Regions from separate parts of the Homo sapiens genome. Here all the other regions are linked to region 3. The links are chromatin loops, found by intact Hi-C in ENCODE. Cell type or tissue: dorsolateral prefrontal cortex. All regions are shown on one strand. Each heading gives the region's core, and the rest is flanking DNA. Links, peaks and the distances in the headings are about the cores only.

What was found. Peaks named below come from ENCODE experiments on the same cell type or tissue, not always from the same donor. Only the 100,000 strongest peaks of a DNase experiment are listed, where the experiment ranks them.
Region 1: it touches region 3 in a loop (3-fold over the local background); 4 of 110 quality-filtered maps call a loop at or near these places.
Region 2: a loop joins it to region 3, with 6 times the contacts of the local background. A loop is called at or near these places in 27 of 110 quality-filtered maps.

Annotation. Positions count from the first base shown.
Region 1 is chr16:75,936,043-75,942,323 of GRCh38, reverse strand. No RefSeq gene overlaps it. Among named protein-coding and RNA genes, the nearest start is that of CPHXL, 210 kb to the right of the region's middle. In dorsolateral prefrontal cortex, for the core only: no CTCF peak of the experiment used is centred there; a DNase peak (open chromatin) is centred at 3,195.
Region 2 is chr16:76,650,405-76,656,685 of GRCh38, reverse strand. LINC02125 (long intergenic non-protein coding RNA 2125) reads right to left here. Exons shown (of 4, transcript NR_110934.1): 3 at 1,022-1,129; 4 at 1-18. Among named protein-coding and RNA genes, the nearest start is that of LINC02125, 19 kb to the right of the region's middle. In dorsolateral prefrontal cortex, for the core only: CTCF peaks have their summits at 2,868 and 3,074 (motif pointing right); a DNase peak (open chromatin) is centred at 3,105.
Region 3 is chr16:75,798,740-75,805,020 of GRCh38, reverse strand. The region is part of intron 3 of LOC105371348 (a long non-coding RNA gene); the gene reads right to left. Among named protein-coding and RNA genes, the nearest start is that of CPHXL, 75 kb to the right of the region's middle. In dorsolateral prefrontal cortex, for the core only: CTCF peaks have their summits at 3,327 and 3,527 (motif pointing left); no DNase peak of the experiment used is centred there; H3K27ac peaks cover 448 bases.

The sequences.
Region 1 (6,281 bases), core at 1,273-5,272, 140 kb before region 3:
GGAACTGTGGAAATATTAAGAAATCTTAGAATCTCTTTTTAAATACTCACAATAATAAATGAATTTATAAGTGATACTTCTTATTTGACACAACTTATACTCCATGCAACATTTTTTAAATATTTTTTCTTGTTTTTTTCTGTCTATGGCTCTTGCTAATTTTTTGTGTGTGATTTTTTAAAATGTTCTCCTCCTGGAACATTAAACCTGGATCAACCCACTGAATAAAAACATGCTGCACTGAATAACCACCTTTTTAAAAAACAGTAACCTCCCCTCCACCACAGAACTTTGATCTCCAGGCTAACTATATTATAGCTCAGTCCATACCACACTCACCTCTTTCTTCATCCAGGTATTGTGAATTGTCGTAGCTCATTACATAGTGAAAAGACAGCATTCAAACTGGGACCAGTATTTAGACAGAAGGATGAAAAAATTAGTGGAGCCAATAATAAAACTTATTCATAGAGTGACTGATAGCTAATGTTCATTGTTTTCCAGGAAATTGCTCATCACTCATTTTAACGAGCGATCCGAGAGGATTTTGAATGTTCTTAATTCCAGTTTGCAAATTAGGTAACCAAGAAAAAAAATTATTCTCTCAAATTCTGCACTAAGTCAAAGAAATATCTTCTGGAATTTGAGGGAAATTAATGCAAATTTATTGTTCCACTCCTCTGTGTTTGGCAGAAAAGGCCATCACTTGGCATTTTATATGCTGTATGTTACTTTTTCCCTGCAATAAACAGAGATCCAGAGAGTTCAGTATCCACTTGTGGTTACAAGAATAGTCCTTTGCAGAGGTAAAATTGAAACACAGAGTGTTCTGACAAGAAGGCTGTGTCCTTCTCAGTCGCCTGGCTGCCCTGGTGTAGAATCCCGAAGATTCCAGGAACTCAACACAACGTCATAGGTGGATGCTGGATACATGGCTTAAAACTACAACCTCTTGTTCTCAGAAACATTTCCAGAAGGGTTTTCACTACCAGTCTATACTGCAAGAATCTCTAGTATCCAGCGAGGCCCTCAGATTCTACCTCTGTAAGCTGTGTGATGAGTGAGACAGTGTAGCCTCTGAGGAACCCAGGAGTCCCATTTCTCTGGCACCAGGGCTGTGGCCACAGGACAAAGTCTGTCTCCCCAGTGGGCTGTGGCCACAGGACAGTCTTTCTCCCCAGTGGCGAAGACTTGGGGGCTCAGCATTCAAAATCATTCAAATGTTTTGTGAATACTGATCTTTCATCTTTCCTCCAGGAATTAAAAAAAAAATCATATCTACATAAATGCAGCAGGCATTTTATTCATTAAGTGGGTGTTTAGTACGTCAATACCTCTGTGAGCCTTACTTTCCTGAGTTGCCCAACAAGACTGGGATTCTATAAAGTCCATTCCAGCCCTAAGGGTCTGTGAGCTACAATTAATCAAAACCTTTTCTTTCTCCTCTCAAATTTCCCTTCGCTTTATTTATTTTTTTCTCAATTAAATATAATAATACTCTATTGGAAACAAACTTTTTCCCCACATTTAAGAAACACTTAAAACCATCTTGTCTTTCCCTTTGTGTCTCCTCCTCATGCATCCCAGCAGTCTCCACTTTAGATGCAGCTGTTTTGTGCTGAGTTTTATTTCCTTCAGGTTTCCTCTTTCTTTGAACAGCAGGTGCCAGAATAACAAGGCGGTATGAAATTTACAGAAACCATGTGCTTATACAGTCCACCACCTTATCTAAAATATAATGCTCTTCAACCCTATATCAGATGTCTTGCCATACACTGCAAGGTGCAAAGAATATTGTGCAAGGCTAGTCCTTATTATTTTTTGCACCAAAGTATGGGGCTCCAAAATTACTTGAGTAAAGTACAAAAATTTCTGTGAATCCATTTGCTATATCTTTAATGAAAATGAAAACACTCAAATGAAAACACTCAAACTGAAATTGTTTCCTATTTACACAATAGGGTGTTTAATAAGGTCTCAATTAAAAACTAGTCATGGCATTAAGAATCTTTCTATTTAAACATATTAAAAGACTTGCATCATATTGGAATTCCTCATAGAGCTGGGCTATAAAATGTAATTATTCTTTGAACAAATAAATGCCATTTCAAGATTACCACCTTTCCTTGTGAAATTTGCTTTTTGTTTTTGCGAGAGCGCTCTTGCAGATAGATTTGTTCTATTTTAATTAAAGTTGAGCAGAAAAGGTTTTTGTTTCAAACCATATATCTGAAGCTATAAAAACTTCCTGCTTGATTCTACCAAAAGATGTATGTGATCCTGGATTTGGGGTATTAGCCGTTGCTTGTTACCCACACAGGGTCAGTGGTAGAAAAGCTGATAAAGCAGTTGTACTTTTCTGTTTTCCTGTATCTGACATTTCTGGATCTCTAGTCTCCTGTAACGCCATTACCCCACCAAAATGGAATTGGGTTTGTATGTCTGAGTAAAGGCAAAATAGAAATAGTCATTTCCTGGGTTCAAATTCAACCAATGCTCCTACAGTGTAGATACATTTGTTTTCAAACTTATTCCTGCATCACAGGTTTCTTATTAGCCATGAAAACTTTCAAAAAAGTACGTTCTCTGCTTGGATTTAGCTTTGGGCAGGACCCACAGCAAACAGGGGGAAACAGATGGCCTAATAATGCATCAAATTCAATACATTTACTGTCACCAATTCCTCACTAGGCATCCTGGTGAGCAACAGAGATAGAGTTGGAAAAGACACATTTCTTATCCTCATTGAGTTCATTATAATTTTAGGAGACCAGAAATCCCTCTCTGATCCAAAATATTCTCCCAAATGGCCTACCATGGGGTCTAAGATTCCCATAGTCCCCATTCTTTAGGAATGAGGCATTGAAGGCTGTTGTGAGAACACCAGCAGACAAGCTCGCTAACATTTGCAGGACCCGGGAGGGTTGACCCTCAACAATCTCAGGATTTTCTAACCCACTTATCCTCAACCCTGCTGACAATTAGAACCACCTGAAGTGATTTGTATTAATTTGATAGGCTTGACATGTGTTAGGGTCAAGGTACGGTTCCAGCCCATGCTGAGGTCCAAGGGGAGTGGGTGGATGAAATGGCAGATACCACTCAGGGGGCCGTAGGTAGGTGAAACACAGCTTTATTCAGCAGCTCTGTCATCAGCAGCTCTCTTACACTGTCTGCTCTGTCTCGACTGCTTGCTCCAGCTGCTCCCATGCACGCCTGCGCAGCCGGCTCTCCCTTGCCTTCAGGGTCATCGGCTTAACTCTTTTTCTCTCTGGGCACAAGCATGCCTGTACAGTGCCAGCAGGGCAATTATGCCTTTTACAGACAATAGTGGCATAGAGCCAAGTGATGGCATTCCCATGTCATGGCTACATAGCTGTGTTTACATTATACATGAAATTGTGCGCCTACATTCCAATCCCCCTGCATCACACAGGATGTATACATCCTACCTCGGCCTATCCTTGACCAAAGCACATCCATTACCTTACAATAGGGAGCCCAGAAATCTGTGTTTTTCAGCCAGATTTGGAACGAAAATCTCAAGTTTGTTCTCTCACTTTCTCTTATTTCCCTTCCTCCTCTTCTCCCCTTCTCTCCTCCTCCTCCTCTTCCTCCTGTTCCTCTTTCTCTCACTCTACCCCTTCTTGCTTCTGTTCTACCTCCTCCTCCTCTCTCTCCCTTCTTCTAATACATAAATAACAGGAATAAAATATGGTAAAAAGAAGGGTTCTCCTAAATTATCTTATAGGTGAAGATTCTAAATGTGATGGTCAGAAATATTTTGCATCTGCACACTTTAACATCCTTTTATGCCTATCTTAGTTACCAGGAATATTCAGATCACATGTGTAAAATGCTAAAGAAAAACCTGGTAATTGATTATATGCAGATACCAGGCATAAGCTTTGATTGTTTTAGTGTGGGCACTTTATCATAGACAGAAACAAGGGTATCTTGGAGTGCTTAAGTGGTTCTACACCCAGGAAATTTGAGGTGTTTGTAATACTACATTTACATTGTAACAAGCAGTTGTGGCCCTTTAAATACCTTCTCTGTTATTTCAGACACACTTAGCTTATATATGTGTACAGTACCTTAATAAACCAGTAATGCCAAATTGAACACAAAGATTAATGATCACAGTCAATTAGTACATGATGTATCTATCAGAAAAGCCATGGTGAGGGTAAGAATGATACAATGGACTTTGGGAACTCTAGAGGAAGGGAGGGAAGAGGGTGAGGGATAAAAGACTACATATAGGGTATGGTTCACATTGCTTGAAAGACAACTACACCAACATCTCAGAAATCACCACTGAAGAACTTATCTATATAACCAAAACCCACCTGTTCCCCAAAACTATTGAAATAAAATAAAAGCAAAAAAAACAAGCCATGAGTGTATGGCATATTGAACATAGGAAATTCATATGTCCTACAACTACATTTGGATACTATCAAATTAACTATCACAAGGATGTATTTTGAAAGGGATGATTTTTTGAGTATGTTTTAAGAAGAAAAATAGGAAATACTTATCTTGGGGAATGGTTGCTGGATATTAATTATGAAAGAATAATGATCACAAAGCAGATAAAGGAATAATGTGCTAGATGAAAAACATCTTTTTTATTTTTTTGAAAAATATCTTTTAATAAAATAGGAAAAATTATAAGGTTAAGTTAGATGTATGAAAACAAGATTTTATTTGTAGTCCTGCATGTTTGCAAATATGTTGCATACTAACCTTTGTTAATAGAACCAATAATAACTAGAGAAAAATATATACACTAGCACTATGTTTCTATTAGGAGCATATTTTGGGATGTAAAAATGAAGCTATACAATTTTTGACATTTCTGTCCCCCATTAAGAGAATCGGGAATTTTTTTTTCTTAGGGAGCAGTGGCTCCTGTTGTTTCCCTTTGAGCTCTTTCTTCATACTTAGCAGAGGCCTCAGAAATTAATGTCACTTTTATTCCTAATATTATAATTCTACTCTGGGGTATTTTCTCATTTCATATTTATGTCACACAAGAGCTAGATTCTAATTTTTTTTTTTTTTTTTTGGAAACAGAGTCTCGCCCCGTTGCCCAGGCTGGAGTGCAGTGACGCGATTTCAGCTCACTGCAACCTCCGCCTCCCAGGTTCAAGCAATTCTCCTGCCTCAGCCTCCTGAGCAGTTGGGATCACAGGCGTTGAGCCACCATGCCTGGCTAATTTTTGTATTTTTAGTAGAGATGGGGGTTTCACAATGTTGGTCGGGCTGGTCTCGAACTCCTGACCTCATGATCCTCCCATCTCAGCCTCCCAAAGTTCTGGGTTTACAGGTGTGAGCCATCATGCCCAGCCTCCAATTTATTCTTTAGTTGAAGTCTGTGTTAGTTCATTCTCACACTGCTATAAAGAACTACCTGAGAATGGGTAATTTATAAAGAAAAGAAGTTTAATTGGTTCATGGTTCTACAGGTTGTACAGGCTTCTGCTTCTGAGGAGGCCTCAGGAACTTACCATCATGAGAACACCGTGGGGAAAGTCTGTCCCCATGATCCAATCACCTCCCACCAGGTCCCTCCCCCAACATTGGGAATTACAAGTCAACATGAAATTTGGGTGGAGGAACAGAGCCAAACCATATCAAAGTCCTTCTCTCCCAAAGTCTATGTAAATGGCTGTAAGCAGAAAATCAGCAGCTTTTTTTTTTTTTTTTTTTTTTTTTGAGACGAGAGTTTCACGTTTCACTCTTGTCGCCTAGACTGGAGTGCAATGGTGCGATCTCGGCTCACTGCAACCTCCGTCTCCTGGGTACAAGCGATTCTCCTGCCTTAGCCTCCCAAGTTGCTGGGATTACAGGAACCTGCCACCATGCCAGCTAATTTTTTTGTATTTTTAGTAGAGATATACTAGCAGAGAGTAGGGCTTCACCATGTTGGCCAGGCTGGTCTCAAACTCCTGACCTCAGGTGATCCACCCGCCTCAGCCTCTCAAAGTGCTGGGATTACAGGCGTGAGCCACCGCGCCTGGCCAAATGAGCAGCTTTTTAAGTCATTCATGTGGCTTCTGAGAAATGGGGCTGCTGTAATTGATAACTTGGCCCCTAAATACCGAATCCACTCAGAACAAGGCAGAGAGATGAGTGAAGCATGGGGACCTCACAGCTTTCTTGAAGTATAACTGAAATACAAAAAACTGCTCATATTTAATATATACAATTAGATGCCGAGAGACTTTAAATGTCACCGTGTCGTGGGCTGTGTCCTCCCAAATTCTTGTGTT
Region 2 (6,281 bases), core at 1,273-5,272, 850 kb before region 3:
TGCACAAGCTTGGAGGTTCTGAAACAGTAGAAATGATAAAGGTGGAGGCAACTTTAGATTGGTTAAATGGCAATTGGGGTCATACAGCTACAGTTTTTGACAGCTTTAATTGAGATATAATTGACATATAACAAATTGCATATACTTTAAGTTTTGGCATATGTATACATCCCTGAAATCATAAATACAATCAAGACAATGGATACCTATTTGATACCACTGACCCAAACCATGATAGATGCTGTGATTTATGGGGATCCCTAAATTTGTGCTTGTCATGTTTCATAGTTTTAGTTAGTGGTCAAGAAGTACTCAAGAGACAGTAACCTCAGTTATTATGTATGGGATTAATTGGTAGCAGAAATGTTCATGCTTCCCGAAAGAAAGGTGAGACTAAAGAGGGAAATTATAAAGAAGAAGGAAAGCAGTGATGCTTGACCTACTCTGCTGGAATTGTTCCACTGCTGCTGAAAAACAGGATGAAAAAGGGGGAATTGAGAGGATTATTGGTAGGGTTTTGGCGGTATAATCTTGAAGCATGAGAGGTAAAAATCCAACTTCATTGTTGGCTATGACATGCATACCTTAAGAAGCCCCCTCGAAGTTTCCACATATAACTTAGCATGGATAAGTACAAATCCAATCATAAGGATTATGATTTGGAATGGAAATACTTAAACAGGCTGAATGTAATCCCTCAGTTAAAGCCATATTTCCTTTTTATGTAAATTAAGTAAGGATTTGGGATCTGCCCACCCACCCCTCAGTGAGGGAATCCAAAGAACTAGAAAGTGATGTGGATGGAATGGCCTGAGGGCAATAACTAAAATATGTGGAATTATTAACTCTTCGCAATCAGTCTATGGAAATCCACATAGGGGCTAGGAGGACAGTCTAAGAGGTCTAAAGGTGAAACTTGGAGAACGCGGAAATGCTGTGGTAGACAATAACAACGTACCAGTTAAACTCTAATTTGGAAAATACGACTGGAGAAAGTATTCTCTCATTTCATCTCCCTTACCTAAGTGTATAATGGGAATGGGTGTCACAGGAGAATGGAGGACTCTGCTCCTACATTATTACACTGCGTGTGTTCCATGTTCCATAGTCACCCTCCACCTGGTGTCACCTGAAATGATAAATTACAATCTTTGCAATTGCCTAAGACCTCCTCTGTAGAAAATACTAAATAATACAGAGTTCCAGAAGTAAAAGAGAACATTAATGCTTTAATTAGCATTAATGATTGAAATAGTGATATTGATCTCCATTAATTATTTTCCTTAATTGATAAATGAAAATTATTTATATTTATGGTATACAATGTGGAATTTTAATGTATGTTTGAATGTAAGTTAGTATAGCCACCATAGAAAACAATGTAGAGGTTCCTCAAAAAACTCTAATTAGAAGTAGCATATGGTAGTTTCAGCAATCCAACTTTTTGGTATATATCCAAAGGAAGTAAAGTCAATACGGCAAAGAGATAGCTGCACTCCCATGTTAATTACAGTATAATTCACCATAGCCAAGACACGGAATCAACCCAAGTATCCATCAACAGATGAATAAAGAATATGTAGTATGTATACACAATGGAATACTACTCAATCTTTAAAAAATCAGTAAACCCAATAATTCTCTTTTAATAGCCCTTACACACCAAAAACGCAAAGCAGGTTATCTACACATACTGATAGTGGACCACTGGGAGTTCATCTAGGTAGATCCACCATAGCGTTGGATGTGCTATAGATATAATTCAGAAAAACAAAAAGCAAAACCAATACAATTGCACCAACAGGCAATGGATCAAAGGAGAGCATTCAGTATAGATCTTAGCTCATGCTTTCTTTTGTACACCTATTTCAGAAGTCAATCAAGAACACTGCCTCCACATATTAACAAAAAGACATTTAAGCTAACCAGTATACTATCACAATCCAGCGTAGCTGCACTTGATCTTGATAACCAGGAGTAAGTTGATAACATCAATGATATCTTAATTGCCTCCTCAGAGGAAAAAGCAAAGTATACTTTAGAGACTGTGTCACCCAGCTGTCAATAAAGCACGGCAGATAAACCCCAGTACAATTCAAGACCTGCCCCAGTCCCTGAAAATTTAGAAAAGAACATGAGCCAGATCACAAGAGGCTTTCCTCCTATCATAAGAAATAATTTAGAATCTGATCTTGACCTTGTTACTAAACAGCCCAGAGACTGGAGAATCTGTTTGAGTTATGGCATAATCACATCTTCCACTCTGGGATATTGTTAGTCCTTTCCACAAAGTCACTAGAAAGAAATCTGAGATTGAATTGTGGCCTGACAGAAACAAGCAAATAAAAGATTTATAAAGGGCTGTCAATCAGGCAGTGTCTCTTGAGCCTTATGACCCGAATGCACAAATGATTGTAGAAGTGTCAACAACTGGAACACACACAGACTAGAGCTTTTGGCAGAAATCAATATTGCTGCTCAGTGGAGACGGCAGAGATTTTGGACTTGAAAGTGGTCTGATGCAGCTGCTCAATTCAGCCCTTTAGAAACATAATTGTGAGCTTGTTGTTGGGCATTGGCAGGAATTGCTCCTACATCAAGAGACCTGGCAATCCTGAAACCAGAAACACCCATCATGACTTAGGTGATGTCTGTGAAACATTCAAATTGAGGAAACACCCCAATGGAGCACACTGTTAAATGGAAATGGTGCTCAAGTGTACACTTTAGCTGGGGGTTCCAAAGTTCACAGCATTTATGAATAGATCTATCCCTTGCATTTGCACCCAATAGTAACCCTCCCTATCTTTTCCAGCCCATCCTGATCCACAGCCCAAAGATCTCCCTGCTGTAGCTGCTGAATTGTCTAAGCCTTTAAATTCTCCCCTGGCCATACAAAATAGCTGCTAAATGTACTGACTGGATTTCATGAGGCTGTTTCAGAAATTCAGTGGTTACCTGTCCTACATATGGTAAATCCTTAGTGGGAGAAGATAAAAGGCTGAAAGGGCATTTACATCATCCTGAAATCGACTCACTAACTCAAGTAGAGACACTAGAGGGAGCCATCTTTCAGGAGACGGGCTATGGCTGATGAAGCAACCTGAGAACAGATCCTATGCATTACTAGACTCATCAAACATCAAGCTTGCCAGCAACTCTGGGAAACAGCATCTGCCTTTACTCAGGGGACGTTTTAATAATAATGAAATCAGATATATTTAACATACACTGGTGCTAATGACAAGATGTCACTAGAAGTGTGCAGCCCAATAAGGTAGCTGCAAGCTACATATGACTATTGAGCATTTGAAGTGTGGCAAGTCCAAATGAGAACTGTCATATGCACAAAATGCATATGGGATTTCAAAGACAGTACCAAAAAAGTGTAAAATGCCTTGTTAATAATATTCTATTGATGACATGCTAAATTAATACTATTTGGATATGTTTAATACTATTTCGATATGTTTAAATTGTACTATTAAAATTGATTAATTAAATTGTATCTACTTTTTCCTTTTTTAGTATCCTTCTAGAAAATTTAAAATTAATATATGTGGTACACATTATATTTCTCCTGAACAGTATGCTTCTAGATTGCTTATTACAAGTTACCCTATAATTTATGGGCTTTGGCTGGCCTGAATTGTAGAAGGTGAATGTGCAGCCAGAACAGATTTATCACACACGCGCACACACACACACACACACACACACACACACACACACACACACACACGAGACAGACAGAGAGACAGAGACAGAGAGATTTATAATTAGGAAACTTTACAAAACTAGTTTAAAAAATAAGGAGATGAAACAAGATTTCAAAAGCACAAGTGGAAAAAGAGAAATTTGACAAATATCCTATCATGAAAACCAGGTTAATGTTAATTGAATGCAAACCAGAACAGCTGTATTTTCTTCACAAAGGAAAACACTGTGGAATAATATTGACAGAATCATCAAAAGGGAAGACAAAGGAAAGTAATAATATATTTTCAATGTTAAACCATAATAGAAAATTAAATAATAATAGAAAATTAAAACAAATTATTGACATATCACTCTGATTTTAACTCACATATTGGTAACAAATCTCCTCTCTATATACATTCATTTATTCTTTTGAATGTATTTCTGTATTCAATGTATTTATTTATTTAATATATTTATGTATTTATTAAATATATTTACAAAATGCCTACTAGTCCAGGCACTGTTCTTGTCACTTAAGATACATAGTGAACAATCGGACAAAACTTCTGTTTTTAAGTGTTTATTATAGTTACAAAAATGAACAAAAATAAAATTTTGTATATGATGAACATATTTAAAAAACTAAATATAATGGGTAATTTTCTTCCCTAATAAAAAAAATCTAAATTGACAGTTGTACTAGTTCCCAAGGAGTGGTGTTACAGGGTATCACAAAGTGGGTGACTTTCTACAATATAATTATATAATTATATATAATATGTATTATATAATATATAATATTAATATATTGTAATATCTAACATATTATATTATATATAATTATACATTATATAATATATAATAAAATATAATTATCTTATATATTATGTTATATAACATTATAATATATAATTATATTATATATTATATATAATTATATAATTATATTATATATTATATATAATTATATAATTATATTATATAACATAATTATATAATTATATAACTATATATAATTGTTATATGATTATGTTATATATTATATATTAAGTAATGCAATATATTATATTAATATATATTATATAACACATATTATATATTATATATAAGGGATTACATTCAGCCTGTTTCATATATATAACATATAATTATATATAATTATCTAACATATAATTATAATTATCTAACATATAATGATATATAAATACATAACATATAATTATATATATTAAAAAGCCACCTAGATTATTTATATTATATAATGATACATATAATTATATATTATATATATTAAACAGGCTGAATGTAATCCCTTATCATATAATTATATTGTAGAACATATATATATGTAATTATTATATAATTATATAAAACATACAGAATATAATTACATAAAATATACAGAATATAATTTATTCTGTCACTATTCTGGAGACTAGAAGTCCCAAATCAAGGTTTTCAAAGGGTCACGCTCCCTCTACAGCCTCTAGGGCTCAGGGGATTCTTTCTTTCCTCTTCCAGCTTCTACCTGCCCCAGGTGCTTCTTGATTTATGGCAGTATATCTCCAACTTTTGCTTCCATCTTCATGTGGACTTCTTCCCTCTGTGTCTGTCTCTCTCTCTGTTCTCATAAGGATTCCAGTCACATTAGATTAAGAATCACTTTAATTCAGTATGACCCTATCTTAACTTGATCACATCTGGAAAGACCCAATTTCCAAATAAGGTCACAGTCACAGTTACTGGGGGCTAGGACTTAAACACATCTTCTTGGGGAAACACAGTTCAACTCATATCGATACTCTAGTAGGAATCCCAAATAGACTAACTGTGTCAAGGGTCTTCAAGACCAGCGCCCAGTTTAATGATTATTAGAAGAACTCGCAAGACTCATGGCCAAGGTTTATTACATGGAAAGGATACAAGGAAAAAAAAGATTATGGGGAGAAGTCGGTAAGAATCAGGTGCAAGATTCCTAGAGTCCTTTTCCAATAGAGTCATGCAAGGCGTGCATAATTCCTCCAGCAGTAAGTTGTGAGAACACGTGTGAAATATTGCCTACTGGGAGTCTTTTTAGAGACTCAGTGCCCAGGGTTTTTATTTGAGGCTGGTCTTGCAGGCACCCACTGTTTAGCATACACCAAAATTCCAGACTCCCAGAAGGAAAGGAGATGTTTAACACACATCCCATTATTTGCATAGTCTAGTCACAATGAGTCATCCTTATTATTTAAACAAAGTTTATGTCAGTGGAGAGAACTCTTGATCACCTACATTCCCAGATGACAGCCAACCTTGTATGCAGGCTTTTCTAAGGATAGTAGTATCAGGTTGGTTCTTTTAGTGTCACACTTTTCTGCACGCTGACAAAAGAGAAAAGTCAAAAGTTATTTTTAAAAAAGTGTTCTCCCTCTCAAAAGCCACCTGGATTATTTAGTTAAATCATACAAGGATCTTATAATGTTCACATCATAACTATTCTATGAAATAGAATATGTTAGGTAAGAACTGGCTAATTTAAGCAAATAGCCATGATATCAAAATTAATCAACATCAAAGGTGGTCGTTTTTATTATTTG
Region 3 (6,281 bases), core at 1,158-5,157:
CTTGAAGGAATGTGGGTAGTGTGTGTGTATGTTGGTATGCACTGTAACAGCTCACTTGGCAAAATAAAATGTGTACTGTAACACAATCCCTTCCCATAAAAAAGATGTAAAAATGACTAGGAAAAACTTTAACCACGTCTTCTGAAAAGGAATACAAGCAGATGAATGGTTCTACTCTTTTTATCCAAATCCCCTTCCTACCCCTCCCCTGCCCAATAAAAATGACGCTAATTTTTTCTTCTGGAAAAAAATATATTTTGAGAACAGAATTGAAAGGAAATGTACTCCAATAGGATAATTGCATCACTCCAGTCTTCCTTCCGACAGAGAAGAAAGCCTCCTGAAATTACACAGCTCAAGATCTGAAAACTCAAATCACCAAATCACCAGAGTGGATGCTGAACCTCAACATGCAGTTAGCTCTGAGATCTGCAAGAAGTATTGCCAGCTGTCAGTCGAAGGACATCTCCTTTACATAGATATACCAAGAATGCAAATCGTCAATGATACTTGTGGCAATTATTTTGCAGCATATACCAGAAAAGGTAAATGCTATTCTGGATGCTGTCTGATCCTGGGACATTTCAATCCTAGACAGCCCTGATCTAAAATGATTCATTCTTAGATGCAGTTGTTCTCCACTTTAAGAAAACCCCAGAGGAACACTCATGTGAGTGGGTTTTTATACACTCATGTGCCACATAAGAGCATTTCAGTCAAAAACAAACCGCATATACCGCGGTGGTCCCATAAGATGAAAATGGAGCTGAAAAATTCCTGTGGCTTAGTGATTTGCGTTATAACTTCCTACATTATTCAGTAAGTAGCATGCTGTATAGGTTTGTAGCCTAGGAACAATAGGCTATACCACATAACCTAGGTGTGTAGTAGGCTACACAATCTAGGTTTACATAAATACTATATACACTCTTTGATGTTCACACAACAACAAAATCATCTAAGGACACATTTCCCAGAACATATCCCCATCATTAAATTACAGGACTGAATCTGTAAAACTTATCAGATAGTGGATGGTAATGCCTATCAAAATATATGCAGATCATTATGTTAAGTGAAATAAACCAGGCACAGAAAAACAAACAGCACATGTTCTCACTTATTTATGGGATCTAAAAATCAAAACAATTGAATTCACGAACATAGAGAGCAGAAGGATGGTTACCAGAGGCTGGGAAGGGAAGAGGAAAGAATGGGGAGGAGGTGGGAATGGTTAATGAGTACAAAAAAAAATAGAATGAATGAGACCTACTACTTGATAGAACAATAGGGTGACCATAGTCTATAATAACTTAATTGTACATTTTTAATAACTAAAAGAGTATAATTGGATTGCTTGTAACACAAAGCATAAATGTTTGAAAGGATGGATACCCCATTCTCTATGATGTGATTATTATGTATTGCATGCCTGTATCAAAACATCTCACACATCCCATAAATATATATACCCACTATATATCCACAAAAAATTAAAAATTAAAATATATATATAAATATGCTTATATTTAAACTTAGAATTTCAATTCAGGAATTAGTTAAACAGAGATAATAGCACGAATCCATAAATATGGGTTTGTAAGGCTTTTTATTAAATCAATACTGTTAATAGCAAAAACAAAAACAAAAGAAAGAACTAAATAAATTGTGTAATAGGGTATTGACTAAACAAAGTGTAATACATCCATAAAAGGGAATCATAGGCATCCATTGCAAAGAAAGAATGATGTTATATAAGACAGACATTCATCATTAGATGTGGAAAGTATATCACTGGAGAATATGGATAATGTAAGCCATTTACATTCTAAACACATATGTAAACATTCAGAAGGTTACACAAGCCCCTCCCTGTTGAGCAATATGAATAAGTTCTAGAGATTTGCTGTACAAAATGGTACCTTTAGTAAACAATACTGTATTGCATATTTCAAAATTTGTTAAGAGGGTAGATATCATGTTAAGTGTTCTTACCACAATAAAATAAAATTGTTTCTTAATATACACACCAAAGAGAAAGTTACATAACAAATCACTGACAGTAAGTAAGAAATCTTCAAGTAAGATTAAGTAAGCTTTCACTTTGGAGTTTCTTAATTTGATTATTTTATGTGGTACATATATACCACGGAATACTATGCAGCCATAAAAAATAATGAGATCATGTTTTTGTGAGAAAATAGATGGAGCTGAAGGCCATTATCCTTGGCAAATTAATGCATGTACAGAAAACCAAGTACTGCATGTTTTTACTTATAAGTGGGAGCTGAATGATGAGAACTCATGGACACAAAGAAAAGAACAACAGACACTGGGGCCTACCTGAGGGTGGAGGGCGGGGGGAGGGAGAAGAGAAGAAAAAATAACTATTGGGTACTAGGCTTAGTGCCTGGATGACAAAATAATCTGTACAGCAAACCCCTGTGACATGAGTTTACCTATATAACAAACCTGCGTATGTACCCCAAACCTAAAACAATTTTTTTAATCTGATTATTTTATTAGTGTCTGTTTCTTTTACAATCAACAGAAAATAAAGATGTTCTGAAAATGTAAAAAGGCAATATAACAAAAAAAGAACTTAGTTTTGTTGTGATATAGTTATCTTAAGGAGATTCCTTGATGAAATTATTCATATATATACTTGAGATAGGGTCTGGCTCTGTCACCCAGGCTGGACCGCAGTGGCATGATCTTGGCTCACTGTAGCCTGGACCTCTTGGGCTCAAGCAATCCTCCCACCTCAGCCTCCTGAGTAGTCAGGACTACAGGTTACACACTGCCATGTCGGGCTAATTCTTTATTTTTTTGCAGAGGCAGAGTGTTGCTATGTTGCCTATGCTGGTCTCTAACTCCTGGGCTCAAACAATCCTCCTGCCTCAGCCTCCCAGACTGCTGGGATTACAGGCATGAGCCACCAGGCCCTGCCCACCAAAAGATACCTTAAAAAATGAATTGTGTCAATGCATTTATACTTAGTTACAGATTATAAACTCCTTGATTTAGGGTTCTAGAAACAGGGCAATTGAAGATTACAGTGCTAAAAGCCACTTTCAGTGGAAGACCCAATAGTAATAAGTCAAAATTGTCTCTAAGTGTATATAACTGAAAATAGTATAAATTTACAAAGTATACACATCAATTTGCAAACTCCCATTCAAATCCAACTTATACAAGCCTCTGTCTATCGTTACCTAAAATAAGGTGCAGGCGTATTTCGGTTAGCTCAGCTCCCTGCAGGTATCTTTGGAGTCAGGGTCACCTGCTGTGCATCATGAGGGTGAATTACACTCTCAAACACAGCAAAGCAGCAGCACCAAGAAGCAAAACGCATCCAACATGAGTCCCAGGGAAGGAGGATAGGAGTCATTGGCAAGATGTAGATAAGAGTCAGACACATTGACTTATATTAGGTTCTCTTGGCTTTTAATTACATTAATTCTATTTTATTACTTAGCTTCTTTTTACAGAACCAAAGAAAATACCTTTGTAAATCTTTGGCACCCTCTTTTGGACAATCTGATTATTTCAAAAACTGAAATTAACGAATTGAATTTCTAAGCATGTTATAGGCAAATTGAAATCAGACACTCATTATTGTTATTTTACATTTTGGGGTTTTTTTAATTAATAGGCTTTATTTTTAGAACATCTTCGGATTTGCAGAACAATCAAGCAGTTAGTAAGAAGTTCTCATATACTCTCCTCCCCCACAGAGTTCCCCCTATTGTTAACACCTTGCATTAGTGCAGTACATTTGTTAAAGTCAACGAAGCAATATTAACACTTTACGATTAACTGAAGTCCATAGTGTACTATAAGGTTGTACATTTCCATGGGTTTCGACAAATTACAGGTATCCACCATTATAGAGTTATAGAGAATAATTTCACTGACTAAAACTTCCCTGTGCTTCACCTCTTCATCCTTCTTTCTTTCTTCCCTAACTCCTGGTAATCAATGATATTTTTTACTGTCTCTACAGTTTTGCCTTTTCCAGAATAACACATCGTGAAATAATAAAATATATGTCCTTCTCAGACTGGCTTCTTTCACTTAGCAATATGTGTTTTAGAGCCCTTCATACCTTTTTGTGATTTGACAGCTCGTTTATTCTTGTCACTGAATAATATTCCATTGTATGGATGCACCAATGTTTGTTGAGCCATTCCCTACTGCGGAACATCTGGATTGCTTCTGGGGTTTTTGTTGTTGTTGTTGTTGTTTGTTTGTTTGAGACAGAGTTTCGCTGTTGTCGCCCAGGCTGGAGTGCAGTAGTGTGATCTCAGCTCACTGCAACCTCCACCTCCCGGGTTCAAGCAATTCTCCTGCCTCAGCCTCCCAAGTAGCTGGGATTACAGGCACCTGCTACCTCGCCTGGCTAATTTTTGTATTTTTAGTAGAGACAGGGTTTCACCATGTTGGCCAGGCTGGTCTCAAACTCCTGACCTCAGGTGATCCACCCACCTCAGCCTCCAAAAGTGCTGGGATTACAGGTGTGAGCCATCACGCTGGGCCGCTTCTGGTTTTTGACAATTATGAATACTGCTGCTATAAGCCTTTGTGCAGGGTTTTGGGTGGGGGGAAACATAAGTTTAATTCATTTGGATATATACTGAGGAGCTTGATTCCTGTACCATATGGTAATACTATGTTTAGTTTTGTAAGAACCTGCTAAACTGTTTTCCAAAGTGACTGTGCTCTTTTGTATTTCCACCAGCAATGAATGAGAGGTCCTGCTATTCTCCTTCCTCACCAGCTTTTAGTATTGTGAGGTTTTTTTGGATTTTGGCCATTCTATTAAGTGCATAGTGATATCTCATTATTGTTTTAATTTGCAATTCCCTAATGATATTTCAACATGAAATTTGGAGGGGGCAAATATCCAAACCATATTCCCAACTTACAGCAATCCTAGGAAAAGTATCCCTTTAGAAAAAGCTAATTTATTTCTCAAGGTGACCTTCACTGTAAAAATGGATATGGCATAGAGCAGTGTGTCCTTGAAAACTAGCTTTCTGGCTGGGCACGGTGGTTCATGCCTGTAATCCCGGCACTTTGGGAAGCCAAGACAGGCAGATTACTTGAGGTCAGGAGTTCAAGAACAGCCTGGCCAACATGGTGAAACCCCATCTCTACTAAAAATACAAAAATTAGCCAAGCGTGGTGGTGGGGGCCTGTAATCCCAGCTGCTCTTGAGACTGAGGCAGAAGAATCACTTGAACCCAGGAGGCAGAGGTTGCAGTGAGCCACCAAGATTGCTTCACTGCACTCCAGCCTGGGTGACAGAGCAAGACTGTCTCAAAAACAAAAAAAGAGAGAGAGAGAGAAGAAACCTAGCTTTCAGTGTGAGGGTGGTGATTGAAATTAGCAATGTAGCTATTGCTGGTTTTCATGGCTTAATCTTGGAAACTTCTTGACTATTTAACAATTGGCTCTCACAGGTAGGATGTGTGATGAGTCTGAGCAGAGAGATTATGTGTTTGCTTTGCTAGCCTCCTTATCCATTTTGTAAATATTGATTCATAAACATTTCCCATTCTAACACTGTTATGAGCTGAAGTGTGTCCCCCCAAAATTTATATGTTGAAGTTCTAACCCCCAATACTGCAGAATGTAAGTATATTTGGAAAGTGAGAGCCTTTAACAGGGGTAGTTAAGTAAAATGCAGTCATTGAGGTGGGCCCTAATCCCATGTGACTGGTGTCCTCATAAGAAGAGCCTATTAGGAGACAGACAGTTACAGAGGGAAGACCATGTAAAGATACATTGAGAAGACAGCATCTACAAGCCAAAGAGGAAGGCCTCAAAAAAAAAAAAAAAAAAAAAAAAAAAAAAAAAAAAAAAAAAAACCTGCTGACACCTTGATCTTGGATTTTACCCTCCAGAATTATAAGAAGATACATTTCTGTTGTTTAAGCCACCCAATCCGTAGTACTTTTCCATGCAGCTTTGGCAAACTAACACAAACACCAACCAGAGAATGTCCCCAAGGTCCTTAAAAACAAGTGCTTCCAAAGAACATTCATATGGCTACATTTTAGCACTAAACTTTCATTTTCAAACCATTGTTTTCTCTTTCACTATGCAGAAGCTGTTCTTGAGGCCGTCTGATCAAGCATGATGCAAATAATAAATGGGGAAAGCTAGACAAAAATGTATCTGCTACCATAGGTAAACTGCTGGCTGCTTCTTGAGGACCATGAATTTTTATAATACCCAAATCATACCAACATTAAAACCGAGTTCGTGAGAATAAT